Linked DNA regions of Mus musculus: region 1 is linked to region 2. Evidence: chromatin loops called from intact Hi-C (ENCODE). Cell type or tissue: heart. All regions are shown on one strand. Links, peaks and the distances in the headings refer to the core of each region. The heading gives the core; the rest is flanking DNA.

Evidence for each region. Peaks named below come from ENCODE experiments on the same cell type or tissue, not always from the same donor. Only the 100,000 strongest peaks of a DNase experiment are listed, where the experiment ranks them.
Region 1: it touches region 2 in a loop (6-fold over the local background); 13 of 42 quality-filtered maps call a loop at or near these places.

What each region holds. Positions count from the first base shown.
Region 1 is chr17:46,522,341-46,531,248 of GRCm38, forward strand. It overlaps Cul9 (cullin 9), which reads right to left. Exons shown (of 41, transcript NM_001081335.2): 9 at 7,609-7,816; 10 at 6,120-6,316; 11 at 5,559-5,776; 12 at 4,222-4,468; 13 at 4,039-4,144; 14 at 3,368-3,595; 15 at 3,016-3,106; 16 at 2,726-2,897; 17 at 916-1,021; 18 at 175-270. Among named protein-coding and RNA genes, the nearest start is that of Cul9, 20 kb to the right of the region's middle. In heart, for the core only: a CTCF peak has its summit at 3,431 (motif pointing right); DNase peaks (open chromatin) are centred at 3,381 and 3,861; H3K27me3 peaks cover 2,196 bases.
Region 2 is chr17:46,632,561-46,641,468 of GRCm38, forward strand. Klc4 (kinesin light chain 4) reads right to left here. Exons shown (of 16, transcript NM_001357130.1): 4 at 8,063-8,144; 5 at 7,331-7,550; 6 at 6,835-6,922; 7 at 4,353-4,454; 8 at 4,060-4,233; 9 at 3,633-3,732; 10 at 3,416-3,468; 11 at 3,172-3,242; 12 at 2,850-2,958; 13 at 190-330. Among named protein-coding and RNA genes, the nearest start is that of Ptk7, 7.5 kb to the left of the region's middle. In heart, for the core only: a CTCF peak has its summit at 4,753 (motif pointing left); DNase peaks (open chromatin) are centred at 4,781 and 7,551; H3K4me3 peaks cover 598 bases; H3K27ac peaks cover 1,726 bases.

The DNA of each region.
Region 1 (8,908 bases), core at 300-8,299, 110 kb before region 2:
ACTGCGAACTCCAAAGCCAAGCTGCACACCTGGAAGTCCCAAGAGTCTCCTGGGACTCCCAGGTCTCCAGGCTGCCCCCAGGCTACCCAAGGAGGAACTCTGGCTAATGTCCAGGCTCGGAGCTCTTGAAAAAGCCACCCGCTAGGGAGAGCCCGTGCTTCCTCCTGGCCCCACCTGCTGGCAGCGCTTTATTCGGATTTGGATGATGGGCCAGAAGCGGGTCAGGTTCTCCAGGAGGGTCACCCGGCTGGCAGAGGGCATCACGTTTACCTGACAGGGTAGGACAGAGGAAGCAAAGAAGTGAGACAGGCTGGAGAGGGGTCTGGGCAATTACAAAGGCAAATGACCTGAGTCTGGTTCCTAGCACCCACGTTGGATGGCTACCAGCACCTGTAATTTTAGCTCTCAGCATCCGATGCCCCTTTTTGGTTTTTTTTTTTTTGGTTTTTTTTGTTTTTTTTGGTTTTTGGTTTTTGGTTTTTGGAGACAGGGTTTCTCTGTATAGCCCTGGCTGTCCTGGAGCTCACTTTGTAGACCAGGCTGGCCTCGAACTCAGAAATCCGCCTGCCTCTGCCTCCCAAGTGCTGGGATTAAAGGCGTGTGCCACCACACCCGGCTTCCCCTTTTGGTCTTTAAGGGCACCTGTACTCACACATACACTGACATACACTTAGACATAGAAAACTAAAGTGGGATAGAGAAAAGCAGGGATGGGGGACTGCTGACAGCCATCAAGACCAGCATGGCCTGTGCTCTCTCTGTCACACACTGAGCCCAGGCCCTCTCCAAGTGAGGTGAGACCTTCCCAGAAGGAACTGAGAGCCATTCCCTAGAGGTGGGTCTTCCCCACAGGTCTTGAGAAAAGGGGAGGGGGGATGGGAACACACAGTGAAGGGGAGGTATAAGGGTCCCCACCGTGTTAAGTTCTGTGCTGATGCAGCCAACATTGTCACCCCCAAACACCACCACCCTGGCTGGCATGTAACTTGAATCTTCACTGGCCACCAGCAGGGTCAGCTGCCTGAGGAAAAAGAAGGAAGCCAGTGAGAACCAGGGCCACTTCCTCTTCCTCCTCTTGCTCCTCTTCCTCCTCTTGCTCCTCTTCCTCCTCTTGCTCCTCTTCCTCCTCTTGCTCCTCTTCCTCCTCTTGCTCCTCTCCTGCCCATCTTCCCCAGACCCCCAGCTTTCCCTTTACATTTTTAAGTGGTTTTACTTAAACCCCTAGATTCAATAACAAATTGATGCTATCCTGTACATGTAATAGACATTCCCATGTCATGACCAGGAGGTTCCTCAAGGCCAGCGTGACAACAGGGGACAATCATCTGTCCACAGGACCTCACCCCCTTTCTATTTCTGTCCCCCATGGAAGAAATAGGCCACTTACCTGGTCACAGCTTCCCTCACCAACCAATGTCAAGTCTTGTAGGCTCTACACCTCAGCCTCTCACAGTCGGCTCTGCTCCCTCAGCCCCTCTTTTGTTATTTTTTTATGTTTTTACTTTTTGAGACAGGGTTTCTGTGTGTAGCCCTGGCTGTCCTGGAACTCACTTTGTAGACCAGGCTGGCCTTGAACTCAGAAATCCGCCTGCCTCTGCCTCCCAAGTGCTGGGATCAAAGGCGTGTGCCACCACACCAGGCACCCTCAGCTTCCAGACTAGACCGCACACACCTCCCAACACCCTTTATTCTGGCCTCCAGCCCTAATCTTCAGGGTTACCTGAGTAACAACTAAAAAGAAACTAGTTTCTTAAAGTCCCTGGACGAATCCCCAAGTTTCAGAACAAGGTTTGAAGTTCCTCACAGAGCTACAGTCTGAATGTGCCTGCTCTCCTGGCTGCTCCCCTGCTGCCATGACGCCCCTTCATTCCGCCTGAGCAGCATTTTAAAACGCCCATTGCAGCATCCCGTTTCTCCTTTCTGCACGCTGCCTCTGCCTGGGGTGCCACTGAGTTCTCTTTACTGAGCTAAGTTCAGCTTCAGGCTTCAGCTCAGCCAACAGCTCCTGAAAGGAAGCCTTCTCTGACCCTCGTTGGCCCCGGAACCCTCTCTCCTGGCCCTCTATCTCCCAGGAGGCTCTTCTCTTCACATTGACCTGAATGCCTTTGGCTGGGTTCAAGACAGCCTCCTGCCTCAGCTTTCCAGGGAGAGGGGCAACAGCCACGTCACTGTGCCTGCACCATGATGCTTTCGCTTCAAGCTGTTTTATTTCTGTTTCCTCTTTTATTCCCCACTTTGAGACAGGATATCAATATGGAGCCCGGGCTTGAATTCTTGATCCCCCTGCCTCAACTCCCTGAGTGATGAGATTATATACATGCACTATCAAGCCTGATTCTCTTGACTGACTCGCTAGCCTGGCTCCCCAACTACAAATTCCTCATCTCTGACTGTCCCTGTTCCCTCAGAGCCTAGTGCAGTGTGTGGCATTCTTGGCACTGAACAAACACCCACGGCACGAGCAGGTAAGCAGACTGTTGCTCTCTAAGCACAAGATGGTGGTATGTGGATCTGTTAGGAGCCAGTGACTGGGTTCAGACAGTGGGATGTCCACACAGCCGAGCACAGACAGGCCAATGTGCCAGTCATGCACCAAATGAGTTTGAAATGTCCTACAAGGACAGAGTTTACAAAGAGCATTGTGGGACGGTGCTTTGCGGGAGATAACATTGGTGCACAGTAGGATAGTTTGTATGAGCACATGTGCAAACAAATGGGTTCGCACCTAATAAGAACACCACGGTGCATGTGTAAGGTGATGGAGTGGGAGCCAGTGCTGCCGTTGGACTCCCAGTAGGTCTTGGGGTTGCGGTCCGTCAGCTTGCTGGCCCGGTGTGGGTTCGAGGACACCTCCACTTTCTCCCAGCACCTGTCCTCCTTCACCTCCACACTGGAGCCTGGGGGAGAGGAGGAGGGGCCGGGGGTCACAGCAAGGTCAGAGATAAGGAAAGGTCAGAGAGTGGGAAGGAAAGTGCCGAGCGGGTGGGAGCCAGGGACATGGCTGAGGGTACTAACCCTGGCAGAGATGCCTGAGGAACACATCAAAGAAGGGGATAGTGATGGGCTTGTAGGTTCGCCTGTGGTCTTCAATCTGGCCCAGCACCATCTGCAGCCAGAACACAGGGCAGGGAAGGGATGCGGACAAGGTCAGAAGCATGCACAGAGGGAAGAAGGCCAAGAGGGACCAGAACGCTCAACCCTTCTCACCAAGTCCTGATGGGACCGTGGAGGGCAGGGGGAAGCTTAGGGACAGGAGCCCAGATTTGCTGCCACTGCTGCCACATGGGATCCCAGAGACAGATACAAGGAGAGCCCACCCCTTGTTTCTGGTCTTCTCTCAGCTCCACACCTACAAGCCCCTCCTCACCTGGATGCAGCCTGCCAGGATGCTCGAGGTGAGGTTGCTGCAGAGCTGCGAGTACTTCTCACACTCGGCCACCAGGTGGCGCAGCTCAGAGGCCAGCAGGAGCTGAGTGGAGTGCTTGTCCAGGACTTTGGAGAGGGCTTCCTTACCTCCCAGGCAGCAAAGCACCACTGCGTAGTCTTTCTGCATCAGAGCCAGGCGGTGCAGGAAGCAGGTCACCTCCTGGACAACCTGAGCCCAGAGCCACACGGGTGAGTTTCCAGGAAAGAGAGGACAGAGAGGGTAAGGGCGAGGGCTGGGTCCACTGAAGGAAGAAGAATGGCAGGGACTGAGGAGGTCTGCAGGGCCAGGAGAGGAACAAGGAGACTGGAACAGTATAATGGAAGCGCTGGGACTCAGAGTCAGCTGGCGGTGCAGCTGGTGTAGTGTCACAGGCTTCTTCCTGCCAAGATCAAACTACCCCAAGGGCTAGCCTTTGTCTGACATCACTCCATGATGTACAAACCCTGGCTCGGAGACAGCAAGGCCCGTCTGGATTGCTGAGTGACACCAGCCTTCCTCTCCTTCCTCCAGAGACCACAGTGCCCTGAGACCCTCAGACCTACACAGATCCACTGAGCCTCTAGAGCCTCCCTAGGCAGGTGGTGCCCCAACTTCTGCTAGGAATCTGGTACCTCAGAGTCACTGCTTGGCCCATTCAGGCAGTTGAGGCAGGGCTCCAAGACCTCGTGCCAGGGGAGGACCATTGTCTCAGGATGATCCAGCAGTCGGGTCATGACCCTGGGGAAGGGAAGGAAACATGTAAAGCGCTAGCAGTCGCTCAGTCCCTGTGCACGGAGCCTGGACAGACTCTTTACCTGAGTATCGTGAGCAGCAGAGTTCTGTTGGGCCCGGGGGCATCTAGAGTCCGCAGCAACAGGAGGAATGGCTGCGTTTCCTGCTGGAGGCGCCTGAGGAGGGGCCTCACGGCAGCTGGAGGGCTGCCTTCATGGCACAGCACGCGTTCCAAGTCAAGGAAGAGTTCTGCTGACAGGTCACCCACCAGGGACCGGATGAGCGACTCGGGGGACCCATCCTGACCCTGGGTGCTTGGTGTCTCCAGTACTGCCGGGCAGACACACCAGAGGGAAAACGAGAGGCATTTTGTAGATCAGTCAAACCCACAAACAGTGCCATCCAGAAAGAAGCTGCCCCCTGCCCTCCCCCCCCCCCCCCCCCGCAAACCTCCTTTCCACATTGAGGATGTCTGTATCATAGCTTATCAGAGTATATGAAATTTTCTTTTCTGGTCCCCAATGTAGACCTAACTTTACTTGGAAAGCAATTACAGTGTAAGCTGCATTAACGGCATCCCAGTCACCGCCCACTATTAAACGCTAGCTATGTACACAGTACTGTGGTGATGGGAACATCCCCAAACTGCTGAGTGAGGCTTCAGACACACAGACTCAAGGATGCATACCGCTTATTGTGGTCCGCGTCCATATGCCTGCATTTTTACCCTATTTTTTTAAAACATAAAAATATCTTATAACATTGATGATAGTCCTCCTTTTGGTCAACAAGTTCTGCTTAAGATCAGGCATGCCAGGGGCTGGAGAGATGGCTCAGTGGTTAAGAGCACTGACTGCTCTTCCAGAAGTCCTGAGTTCAATTCCCAGCAAACACATGGTAGCTCACAACCATCTGTAATGAGATCTGATGCCCTCTTCTGGTGTGTCTGACAGCTACAGTGTATTCATATAAATAAAATAAATGAATCTTAAAAAAAAAAAAACAAAAAACCAGCACTCGGGAGGCAGAGGCAGGTAGATTTCTGAGTTCAAGGCCAGCCTGGTCTACAGAGTAAGTTCCAGGACAGCCAGGGCTATACAGAGAAACCCTGTCTCGAAAAACCAAAAAGAAAAAAAAAAAAAAGATCAGGCATGCCATGAAGATGCACACAGGTACTGTGAACACCTGGGAGACTGAGGCAAGAACATCCCAAGTTCGAGACTAGCCTGGGCTCCATAACATTACATATTACATTTCCTACCCTCCTCTCAAAAACACCTCTAGCTTGAGCACTAAAGCTTTCAGTCATTTCCTGAAGACTCTTGTATCCTTCATTAAGTGACTAGAACGTAAGCTTAGATTCCTGGTCACAGTGTGGCACATGTCCCTCCTCAGCAAAGCATCCTGTCCGCCATGGTACCTGCTCGCTCAGGACTTCCCCGTGGCTCTGAGTAGCGACTGAGGAGCATGGTGAGGATGGTGCGTGTGGTGGGCATTGGCTCTGTCCCCGGCGCTATCCCCGAGTGCCTGAACAAGGTGTCTCTCAGCTCCTGCGTTATGATCTGGTCTCCCAAAGTGTGGTGGTTGCATAGAAGCAGGTTGAGAAGAAGCAGGCCGTTTCTCACTGCAGAGGAGCACCTGGGAGAATGGGTGAGCCAACAAGTTGACAGGGAAGGCAACAGAGGCGAGGGACAAGAGCAGCTGGGCTGGGAGGGGTCTTCAGTGGTCCCTCCGAGGAAGGACTCCTGGCCATCAGACCCTGGGCCACTACTGAAACCCCATGGCAGAAAGTCAGTTTTTCTGCCTTCCCTGGGAACCACCTACATCAACTTGGTCTGTCTTCCAGTGACATTCTGAGAGGGCCACCAGTGTGTTTATCCAGAGGGGACAACATAGGTATAATTTCTGTGGAGCCCGGGTGCCCAGAGACGTGGGTTTTAGGGTACAGCGAGGATTTAGAGTCTGGAGGGTAAACTCTAACCCCTCAGTGTTCAGCATCAGGACCACAGCCGCAGGTACACTGAGGAGCAAACTCTCGGAGCCTGGGCGGGTGGCAGAGTCGATGCTGGCAAAGATCTCTCTGGTCATCTGGGTATCAAACAGAGGTTGGATGGAATCTCGGCTGGGGATGAAAGTGGGGACGTCGGAGGAATTAGCAATGGCCAGCATCTTGAGTGCCTGCAAGAAAGAAGCAGGGGCGGAGTTAGGGGCGGACAGAGCCATCACATGAGAGTGGTAGAGCACGCACAAGGCCCTAGGTCCAGTCCCCAGCCCCACACCAAAGGGAAAGAGGACACTGCTGTCATCATTCTAGACCCCAAACCCTGGAGTAGCTGCACGGTTAGCAGATGGATCACATGAGACATGGATATGGAACAGAAGATGAAGGGACGGGGGTGGGGGGGTTGTGGGGGAGGGAGGGGGAAGGGAGGGGGAAGGGAGGGGAGAGGAAGGGAGGGAAGAGGAGAGGGGATAGGACAGAGGGAGGGAGAGGGTCCAGGGAAGGAAACAGAGCAAAGACAGGGATGCAAATAGAACATTCTAAATTCGAGGAGTACAACCACAGGCTCTTCTCTCTACTCCTGGGCTCCCTAAACCCACCGTCCCCCAGTTGGGCATGCTGCCCTTTCTGAATCACATTGGACTCAGCTATCTCCTAAGGCCAGTGTGGCACGGTCTCCTGCCTCCTGTGGAATGAGATGGAGAAGGCTCAGCTCCAGCACCAGGTCTGTCTGCACGCTGCCATGCTTCCTGCCATGTTGATAGCGGACTTGTTTCCGTCTGAAACAGTGAGCCAGCCCCAGTTCAATGATTTCCTTTATAAGAGTTGCTGTGGTCATGGCGTCTCTTCACTGAAATAAAACCCTAACTAAGACAGTACCTATCTATCCATCCATCTTTCTTTCTTTCCTTTCCTTTCCTTTTTTTTCCTTTTTTTTTTCTTTTTTCCAGTGTTGGCTCTTTCCTTTCACCATGTGGCTTCCAGGGATGGAACTTAGTTTGTTAGGCTTGAAAGCAAGCACCTTTCCCCACAGAGATGCTCGCCAGCACCTGGGGTCGTCCTTACCTCCCCGCAGTCGTGCACCCCAGCGCCAAGTCCACCCAGATCACATGCTTTTTATTTTTCTAAACATTTTATTTATGTATTTATTTATCTTTAGATTGATTTATGTTATGTGAGCATCTTCAAACACACCAGAAGAGAGCCTCAGATCCCATCACAGATGGTTGTGAGTTACCATGTGGTTGCTGGGAATTGAACTCAGGACCTCTGGAAGAGCAGTCAGTGCTCTTAACCACTGAGCCATCTCGCCAGCCCCCCCAGATCACATTCTTAAAGCTCTCCTTACCTTTCGACTTCACTACCCATTGCTTGGTCTGAATCAGTACAGGAGCCCTTCAGGGTCCATGGCCATCCCCCTGCCTGTCACTCATCAATCACTCTGTCCGGCTCTGCCCAGTGTACTCACTGCCAGTCCTGCCTGCTGCACCAAGACGGATGTCTTGTATTCTTGCATGCAAATCAGCACAGCGTAGATGCCACCCTCCCTGGCAAAGAGCGGACGCCATTCATGCTTGGTCATGAGCAGGTAGAGGAGGCGCAGGGCCATCACCACCACCATCTTCTCTCCCACCTGGTTGGTTAGCAAATCCACCAGGGTCTTCACGAGCTTCTCTCTGAGAAGGAAAAAGACACTGGGACTCCCCACACCAAGGAGCTGAGCCCAACTCTCCAGACCTGACGCCAGCGGAGTCCCTTCCTAACTCCGTCCATCAAGACTCAGTGTGTCCTTCTCCCTGAAACCTGTTTTCCTGGCCTCAGTCTCACTCCTGACACCCCCCCACACACACACGCGCACACACCGTTTCTGCATCCTAACTACCACTGCTTCATCTTTTCAAATGAATCGATAGATTTAAAGTCATTCTAATCAAATGGCTTAAAAGTTTAAAAAAAAAATGGCAGGCAGATGTAGGACGAGGGGGAAATACATAAGTACAGTTAGGGAGTGTCTGCAAACTATAATGCTTCTAGTTATCCAATAGAACCAAAAGTGTGTAACTGAAACTCTGGGACAAATACAGAGGAGCCTAAGAGATGAGGAGATAACAAAAGAAGTGAGGGCAGACATCATCCAGAGAGCAAGAAGGGACCACTGGGAAACAGATGGCAGAGCTGGTCATGGTGGATCATGCTGGGACCTCAGTAGTTGGGAGGGAGACAGGAGAACTGTCCAGAACTGTCTTAAACACAGTGTGACACCCTGTCTCCAAAAATTAAAAAGCCAAAATGTGAAATAAAATTTAAAAAAAGACAAAACCCTCTAAGCAAACAACAAGCCCGTCATGCTCTTGCGCTCAGATACGTCATAGCTCAGAGATGGTGCGTGCTCATCGTTGGGTGAAACCTTGGGTTCAGTCCCTAGGACCTTAGAGAGACAGGCAAATGTGACACCATTGTCACCTGCCATCCACCTAAAGAACGGAGAAATTAGACTCTGCTTCATGCCATTTGCAAAAATAAATTCCTAGTCAAATTTGAAATAAATGTTAAAACAAACAAACAAACAAAAACAGAAGTAATAAGCATTCTTAGAAAAACAAGAAAATGTTTTTCCAGAGCTGGATGGCTCAGACAGTGAAGTACTTGTTCTACAAACATCAAGACTTGACTCTAGATCTCCAGAACGTGATAAAGCGGGTGGCTGAGGAGGCAGAGACAGGAAGACCCTTGGGCTGAGAGCCTGGGGTTGTCCACTGCTCAGCCGG
Region 2 (8,908 bases), core at 195-8,194:
CTGGTGTGTCTGAAGACAGCTACAGTGTACTTATGTATAACAATAAACAAACAAACAAATAAATAACAGATTCTCAGGGCCAGGCCTGAAAGGATGGGCTAACTGGTGGGTACTACATGACTCATACCCTGTACAAACTTGGGGAAAGACAGCTTCAGAATTCAGGACAGTAGTAGTGAGCAGACTTACCCCTGACCACTCCACAGCCACTGATGCGTCTTCACCTCCCTCGAACTTCACGCTGTCTCCAGGACCCTCCTGGATGGCCTTTCTACCATCTCCTTCCCCGAGCAGCTCTGCCACCTTGGTCTGACTGATGGGGTCAGTACCCTGGAAGAAAGAGGAGGAGATGTTAGGAACACAGCCCAGCCTTATAAGCTGCTCTTCCAGAGGACACAGATTCAGTTCCCAGCACCTACGTGGCAGCTCACAAGTTACAAGGCCTGTAACCCCAGAGCTGGGGATTCAGTGCTCTCTTCTGATCTCAGTGAGCACTGCATGCATGCAGACACATGTGCAGGCCAAATCACACACACACACACACACACACACACACAACTGTAAAAGAACGAGTACTGAGAGAGAAGGTTGGAATTGAGGATCATTTCAGGGGTAACCTAGAAACCTCATGCAATGGAAACTCTCTGGAATCTATGAGGGTGACCCTAGCATAGACCCCTGGTACTGAGAGACACAGAGCCTGAACCACCTTCTATACTGGGAAAATGGAGGAACTGGGACACCAACCTGGCCACAAAATCTTCTATGTACAGTTAGTTTGTCCTGCCTACAAGATGTGCTAAGGTAAAGGTGGTGCAGAACTGGTGGGGGCCAACCAGTGACTGGCCCAGTTTAAGCCCCATGCCATGAGTCGGTGCTCATCCCTGACACTGCCTGGAGGGCCAGGACCAGAGGCTGGATAACCTAGGGTAAGATAGAATCAAACAAGGCTGGGGGCGGGGGGCAATGAAATGAATGCTGCTTATATTCTGCTGTCCTTGTAGGCTAGAGCCTAGCATAATCATCTTCAGAGAGGCTTCATCCAGCGACTGATGTGAGCAGATGGAAAGACCCACAGCCAAACATCATGGAATCCCTCAGAAGGGGGGCAGGAAGGACTGTAGCAACCAGAGGGATCAATGACATCAGTAAAACATGGTCCACAGAATCTACTACCCAGGGCTCATAGGGGCTCACAGAGACTGAAGTGACAATTAGGGAGCCTCGTATGGGTCTGAGCTAGGTCCTTTGCGTACATGGTACGGTTGTGTAGCTTGGTGTTCTTGTGGGGTTCCTAACACCGGGAGCAGAGGCTCTGACTCTTTTCCTCATACTGACTTGCCTAGTCCAACCTCTGAGGGTTGCTCTCCCTGGGAGGCCTGCTCTTTTCTGAAGGGAAATGGAGGGGGTGGGGAGGAGAGGGAGGGCAGGAGACTGTAGTTGGGATGCAATATCTGAGAGAAGAATACAGTAAAAGGAAGGAGCTGGGCCCTCACACTCCCTAAGTCCCAGGATGTGGCTCACCTCGCTCTTTTTCCTCTCGGCAGCCAGTGCAGGGACAGTGTCTCCCCTCCTTACTATGCGCCTCACTCAGCGGCTGGACAGATCTGCTCTGTGTGGCTCCAGTACATCCTTACAGACTTATATGTGGTAGCTATGGCCCAGAGTGAAAGGCCACTTTTAAGTCAGCTCACACCTGCCCTGGTTTGGATTTTTTGAGAAAAGGCCTCAAACTCATAGTAACTACTCTGCCTCAGCCACCTGAGTACTGGAATTACAAGCGCAAGCCACCATACCAGCTATGAAAGAAATCTTAGATCTGCACCTGACACAAGCGGCAAATTTGCAGTGAGAACATTCTTTTTGTTTTCCTTTTTTCTTTTCTTTTTAAAGATTTATTTATTATATGTATATGAGTACACTGTTGCTGTCTTCAGACACACCAGAAGAGGGCATCGGACCCCATTACGGATGGTTGTAAGTCACCTTGTGATTGCTGGGACTTGAACTCAGGCTCTCTGGAAGAGCAGTCAGTGCTCTTAACTGCTGAGTCATCTCTCCAGCCAGCATGAGTGAGAACTTTCTTAAAAACTACCACGGCCATAAGACTTGGTCCCTCTCTCAGCACATGCACAAGAAACCCAAGAAGTCCCTTGAGTCCTTGTCCCCAGGCCCTTCCTTCTTGGCCCTGCCATCTGGACTTGTATTTTTCTTTGGGGCAGGGTCTTTTTTTTTTTTAAGATATATTTATCGGCTGGGTGGTGGCGGTACACACCTTTCTTTTTTTGTTGTTTTTGTTTTTTTTCGAGACAGGGTTTCTCTGTATAGCCCTAGCTGTCCTGGAACTCACTTTGTAGACCAGGCTGGCCTCGAACTCAGAAATCCGCCTGCCTCTGCCTCCTGAGTGCTGGGATTAAAGGCGTGTGCCACCACTGCCTGGCCACACCCTTCATCCTAGTACTTGGAAAACAGGCAGGAAGGCGGATCTCAGATCTCTGAGTTCATTTCCATAGAGTCTACAGAGCCAGGGATATACACAGAAACCCTGTCTCAGAAAAAAAATGCCTGCGTGCCTGGGTGATATGTGTGCATCACATGAGTGCAATACCCATGGAGGCCGGAGACCACTGGATCCCCCAGGACTTGAGTTACAGGCCGTTGTGAGCTGCCTGACATGGGTGCTGGGAACTGAACCTGGGTTCTGGGCAGCAACAGCAAGGGCTCTGAGTTACTGCGCTAGCCACTCCTGATGCAGGATCTTAGTAAAGACCATGGCTGGCCTGGAATTCCCTTCTACCTCAGCCTCCTGAGCAAGCAAGTACCATGGCCCTGTGGTGTGGGCTCCTGACCTGTTTCCGGGAGCGCAGAGCACATTCCTCCAGGGTCTCGGCTGCCTCCAGCTTCCCCTGGCGCCTGTACAGAGCCCCTAGGTTTTTCAGAGTAGTGTTCACTGTGGGGCTGCAGGGAGGAGGATACAGAAATGGAGTGAGAACATAGCCCAGCAGCAGAGCACTTGTCAAGCACACACAGGCCCTGCAGACGTGTAAGTGCTACAAAACAGAACAATGGAAAAGGGCAGGAGAGGGGCAGAGAAAGGGCTGTGAGAAGGCTCTGAGATCAGGAGGCTGGACAGAGGAGCCTCAGAGGAGCCTCTGACCCCTGGCAGCTCACCTGCTCACTCTGCAGGCCTTGTACCACCCTCCGTACTCTGCATAGGGCGCACTGCTGTCACGGGGCCGGCTCTGGGGATGAGAACAGAAAGATGCTAGGAGGCAGGTGGGCACGGGCTAAGGTGCAGACTGAGTAGGGGAAGGCATTGTGCACTGAGGGCTGGCCAAGTGAGTGAATAGCTAAGCTAAGACAGGCTTAAGGCAGAGGCCCTGCGAGCTGCCAGTGCCCGGGTAGCCCCACTCACCCTGCTCATCTCCTCCCGTTCCTCAGCATGCATCCAGATCGGCTTGTGGTCATCTGAGGATGAGATAGCGCATGAGGAGGTAGGAGAACAGACCAGGACATGTGTGGGGATTCAGAACCCACAGGCCAATGGAGCTGGACTGAGGGGGTGTGGCTGTCCCTACAGCCTGTGTATGGTCCCTGATCTACCCCGCTCCCAGACCTTCCCACCCACTCACCATCCACAGACCCGAACTCCTGCACATGGGCACAGGTCAGGATCTCTTTGTACAGAGCCTCGGCCTCAGAGTACTTGCCCTGCTTTAGGTAGCAGGAAGCCTAGGAAACAGCAACCCAGGAGCAAGAGATGAAGAAGGCAGGTCTCAGCCAGACTCAGGCAGCTCCACTTGGCATCTGGCTCCAGAGACCCTGCTCATTCAACCTGTTCTCATTACAGAGTTAGTTATTCTTGCCCAGCTCCCAATGCGACTGGGAGCCTCTGTCAGCAGATTGAAGCAGACCCTTCCTTCTCAGAGGTAGCCATAGAGACAGGCACCAAGTTGGCCAAGGAGCGTGCTCCATTCTGAGGCTTTCTGAGTCCAGGACCCATGTGGGAGGCCTTTCCCACCCACTCCCCTTCCACCCTCCTGTCTCTTCCTTCCTTACCAGGTTATTCTTGGTCCGAGCTACATTAGGGTTGTCTGGCCCTAGCTGGCTCTCATAGATGGCTAGTGCCCGCTGATAATAGCGTTCCACCGCCTCGTACTTGCCCTGGTTTTGACATAGGAGGGCCAAGTTGTTCAGCTGTTTTGCCACATCTGGATGGTCAGTGCCCAAGACCTGAGAAAGAGCATAATTATGTGTGTGCACGCACATGAGGAGAAGGAAAAGAGGGAAGAAGATAAGAAGCTGTAAAGGGGAGGAGGGGGACCAGGGAGGATGGGGAAGTTGGTGGGCACCTTCTCTCGGATCTCCAGTGCCCGCTGGCACAGTGGCTCTGCCTCCTTGTATTTACCGCGTTTGCCGTACAGCACAGCCAGATTGTTGAGTGTGGCAGCCACCTGCAAAGAGGGCCAACCCCCATTACACCCCAGATGGCTCGGCAGGGAAAACGCTTGCTGCCAAGTCTGCGGACCTAAATTCACGGGACACGGGGAGAACCATTTCCAGCAAGCTGATTGTCCTCTGACCTCTGGATAACTCCCCCCCCCCCCCGCCCCAGCCCCCGTAGTAACTTCAAAAAGGACACAGACAGACAGAGACATTGTACCACCAGAGCCAAAGTCTGGAATGAGAAACTATGAACAAAACGGCTGAAGCTCTATGGGGTGAGGTATCGCCCCCTAGAGGTACTTTGAAAATTTTCTGATGGTGGTTTCTGGCTGCAGTCCAGTGCTTTTAGCAAGGGGAAACAGGAAAGCCATGGGTAGTGTGCGTGTGTTATAGGACTCTGGAGACTTTGGAACACCCCTGGACCTGTGAGCAAGGGGCAGAAGCACTGGCATCACTAGGAGGAGGTCAAGGTCCTGGTGCCACTGAGATGCAGCATCCCTGCCTGGCTAATGGGACATCACAGGGAACTGTTCTCACAAGGTCACCTCATTTCCAAAGCTGTGATGGCCCCCATTTTCTCAACTTGGACAACCCAGCAGTTGCTTGGCACTCTGTCCCTACTCAAAGCTGTTTTCTAGAACTTTATCTTTTAAAAAAAAGTCTTAATGATGTGTGTGTGTGTGTGTCTGTGTATGTATGTGTGTGTCTGTGTGTGTCTGTATGTGTGTCTGTGTGTGTCTGTGTGTGTATGTATGTGTGTGTGTCTGTCTCTGTGTGTGTGTGTGTGTGTGTGTGTGTGTGTCTGTGATGTACCATGGGAGACCAGAGGTACCAGATGCTTTGAGTCACCTGATGTGGGCTCTGGGAACTGAAGCCAGGTCCTTTGACAGAGCAGTCCACTCTCCTAACTGTTGAGCCACACCTCCAGCTACCAACTTATTTTCAAAGCTTTTAAATGTATGTGTATGTATGTATGTATCCTTCCTTCCACCATGGAAGTTTGAGGATTGAACTCAGGTCATCAGGCCTGGCAACGTGCAGTTTTACTGCCTGAGCCATCTTGCCAGTGCACATTTCTAGACTCTTCCTCTTTTATACAAATAAAAATGGCCTGTGAATACCTATAATAATGCTGCATTTTAGGCCAGGCGTGGTGTGTACGCCCTTAATCCCAGCACTCAAAAGGCAGAAGCAGGCAGATCTCTGGGAGTTCAAGGTCAGCCTGATCTACACAGCAAGTTCCAAAACAACCAGAGCATTGTGGGGAAAAAAACCTGTTATATTAGTAATAAAATGGTTACCCAAAGCCGGGCATGGTGGCGCACACCTTTAATCCCAGCACTTGGGAGGCAGAGGCAGGTGGATTTCTGAGTTCGAGGCCAGCCTGGTCTACAAAGTGAGTTCCAGGACAGCCAGGGCTACACAGAGAAACCCTGTCTCAAAACCCAAAAAAAAAAAAAAAAAAAAAAAGCTACCCATATGGCTTCTGCTTTTTGTCTTAGCACTTCTATAAATCCAACGTTAGAATCTTGGGTTTTTGTTTTTTGGGGGTTTTTTTTTGAGACAGTGTTTCTCTGTCCAACATCAGATTATTTTGTTATATTTTCTAGGAAGTTGTACTCGGTTATTTTTTACATTGTATTGAGTGAATCATGTAATAAAAAATTACTTTCTGTCTCTATTATATCCATTAGAGTGTTGTCTCGTTACACTTCAGGGGGTTATATGTATAGGGAAGATATACTAACTGTAAATTAAATTCCAAGAAAAAACACTTGTCATACAAAGAGAGTCGAAGGTCTAGGTGTATTGCCTCACTAAGTTCAAGCTAGGCAAGAGACTGCTGCTCTAACATGGCAAGGCCCTGGGTTCCTAAAACCCCATGAGGGAAAGTAGGTTAAGAAAGGGGAGTAAGGAGGGACAGATGTGGGCAGAGTACTTTACAGACATGCTGGGGAGATGACTCCGAGGCTAAGTGCACTCACTGGCTGCTCTTCCAGAGGACCTACCTCTAATTCCCGGCACCCATATAGGATGCTCTCCTCTGGCCTCTATAGGCGCTGTACACCCACGGTGCACAGACATACATGCAGGCAAACTACCCAGACACATAAAAATAAAATAAAGGGAAAAGGACTTTTTGAAAGAAAATATCTCAATTAAACCTTGTTATTCTGTACAATTGCTAAACCCTAATATAAAATGTAAGCAACACAAACAGGAGTCACTGGGCCTCAGAGAACTGAGAGCCAGAGTTCACTGGGTGAAGGCCGAAAGCTCTCGAGCCTCCTTCCTACACACGTGGTGAGTGGACTGAGGGCAGCACACAGAGGACTAACAGGCCAACACAGCAGAGACAGAGGGGGCGGAGTGGGCGGGAATACTGACGGCTGGGTGGTCCCGGCCCAGGGTGCTCTCCCGGATGCTGAGAGCATCGTTCAGCAGATGAGCAGCCTCCTTGTACTTATTCTGGTCCCTGGAAAGCAGCAGAAAGGATGAGCGTGAGTGTGAACCCCGCCCCCATACCATCTCCTCCCTCCCTCCCTTCCTTCCTCCGAGAGAACTGAGGCACACTTAGAGACTGAGAGGACAGGAAGAAAACTTCACGACACACCAGGCTGTAGACACTGCCATCGCAAGAAGAAGTCACAAGTCCTCATAAGCAGGAGCCACAAACAGAATGAGGCACACACTCTCTCCAGAGAGGCCAGAGAAACAGAGTCTGAGAGATGAGGTTTGTGTGTGGGGGAGTGGGAGTTCAGGACTGGAGGGAGGGGTCCAGTGTGGGGACAAAGCCTTGCAGGGTATCCCTGGGAGGCCCAGCAGAGAGCAGAGGAAGGTAGGATGAAAGCTGCTGTAGACAGCAGAGGACGGCAGTGCTCACCGGTACACCAGAGCCAGGATGTTGAGCATGGTAGCCACATCAGGGTGACCTCGGCCAGATGTGCGCTCCAGGTCCTCTAGCGCTTGCTTGCAGAGTGGCACCGCCACCTCATAGCGACCCTGAGCTGCATACTGGATGACCAGGTTGTGCAGGGTCCGCAACCTTGCTGGGATCTCATATCCACCCTGCTGGGCCGCTGCAGCACCCTGACCACGGGACACTAACTCATCCCCAAAGAGACAAGGCATTTCCTCAGAGGACTTCTCCTTTTCCCTTGCTGCCTGCCCTCCCCTCTGCCCTCCCTGTCTCTTGGCTGCTCCCCACTAGGCTCTCAAAGGAGACTCCACACCACTGCTGTTCTCTTAAGCACACCCTTGCACCTGTGCCCATCACAATCCCATTTATTCGCTCAGTAAGTCACTCAACTAACATTTGCTAGGGGTATCCAGCAAAGCAAAAACATGAAAGGTGTGAGGAATCCTTGTGGCTCCAGCCCAGGGTTATTCTCTGCTAGACTGCAAACTTACTTTCATCTCGGTAATCCTCGTACATAGCACACTCATTAAGTGCTGATGGGTACAGAGGAGGGAGGGACTCAAGTCCTAGGCTGGAGTCTGCCTAGTCTCCAGAATAGACAACTTATCTCTGGACGTGGAGATGCTACTCAGACTGGGCCACAGCTTGAAGCAGCTTCCTGCTGCCCGCACCCTGCAGCCCCACAGGCAAACTCACAGTCGTTGCCGGAGTCCTCCTCCTCCTCATTGGGGAACAGGTCATCCAGAGAATCTTTGGTGGCCTCTCCCTCCTTCTCCTCCTGGAAGAAAAGGGACAGCATGCCAGACCCCAAGGGCCGCTTCATGGGTTCTTCTAAGCCACAAACCCACCAAGCAATGGGGCTGAAAGCTTCTGTCCCTGGGAAAGACCAGCAGCTGACCAGTCATGCACAGGTCTCCTGGATGGGAAAGCCAGGGATGTCATAGACAAAATAGTTTAACTCTATTTCTCATCCCGAAAGCTCTCTAACACTCTGTTCTCCCTCTCTCTAATGCTCACCTTTTGCAATTATAGCCATGCGATCCCTGTGCACTTACACTGATTATACGTCTCTCCTGTCTCTCCTGAGGGGAAGGAGTATGTCTGCTCTTACTGACCCACAGTGTCTAGCTCTGCCTTGGGCTTACCATCTCTGAGGGCCCAGCCCTCACTGTCTAACACATTTCCACAATGGAAAATGTGCTTTTCTTCTTCGGGAATGGTAGCCTTACACAGAGGCTTATCTGTGTGTCCCAGGTAAATCATCTCTCCATCCCCTGGACAGAACAGCACTCCGGCTAGCCCTGGACTGTTAACTATAATTCCTCCTCCAGGCCAGCAAGCTCCTCTTTCCCCACATCATCATTGAAAATCCAGCACAACTTCTTCTTTTTTGGGGGCGGGGGTGGTTTCAAGACAGGGTTTCTCTGTGTAGCCCTGATTGTCCTGGAACTTACTTACTCTGTAGACCAGACTGGCCTCGAACTCAGAAATCTGCCTGCCTCTGCCTCTCAAGTGCTGGGATTAGAGGCATGCGCCACCACG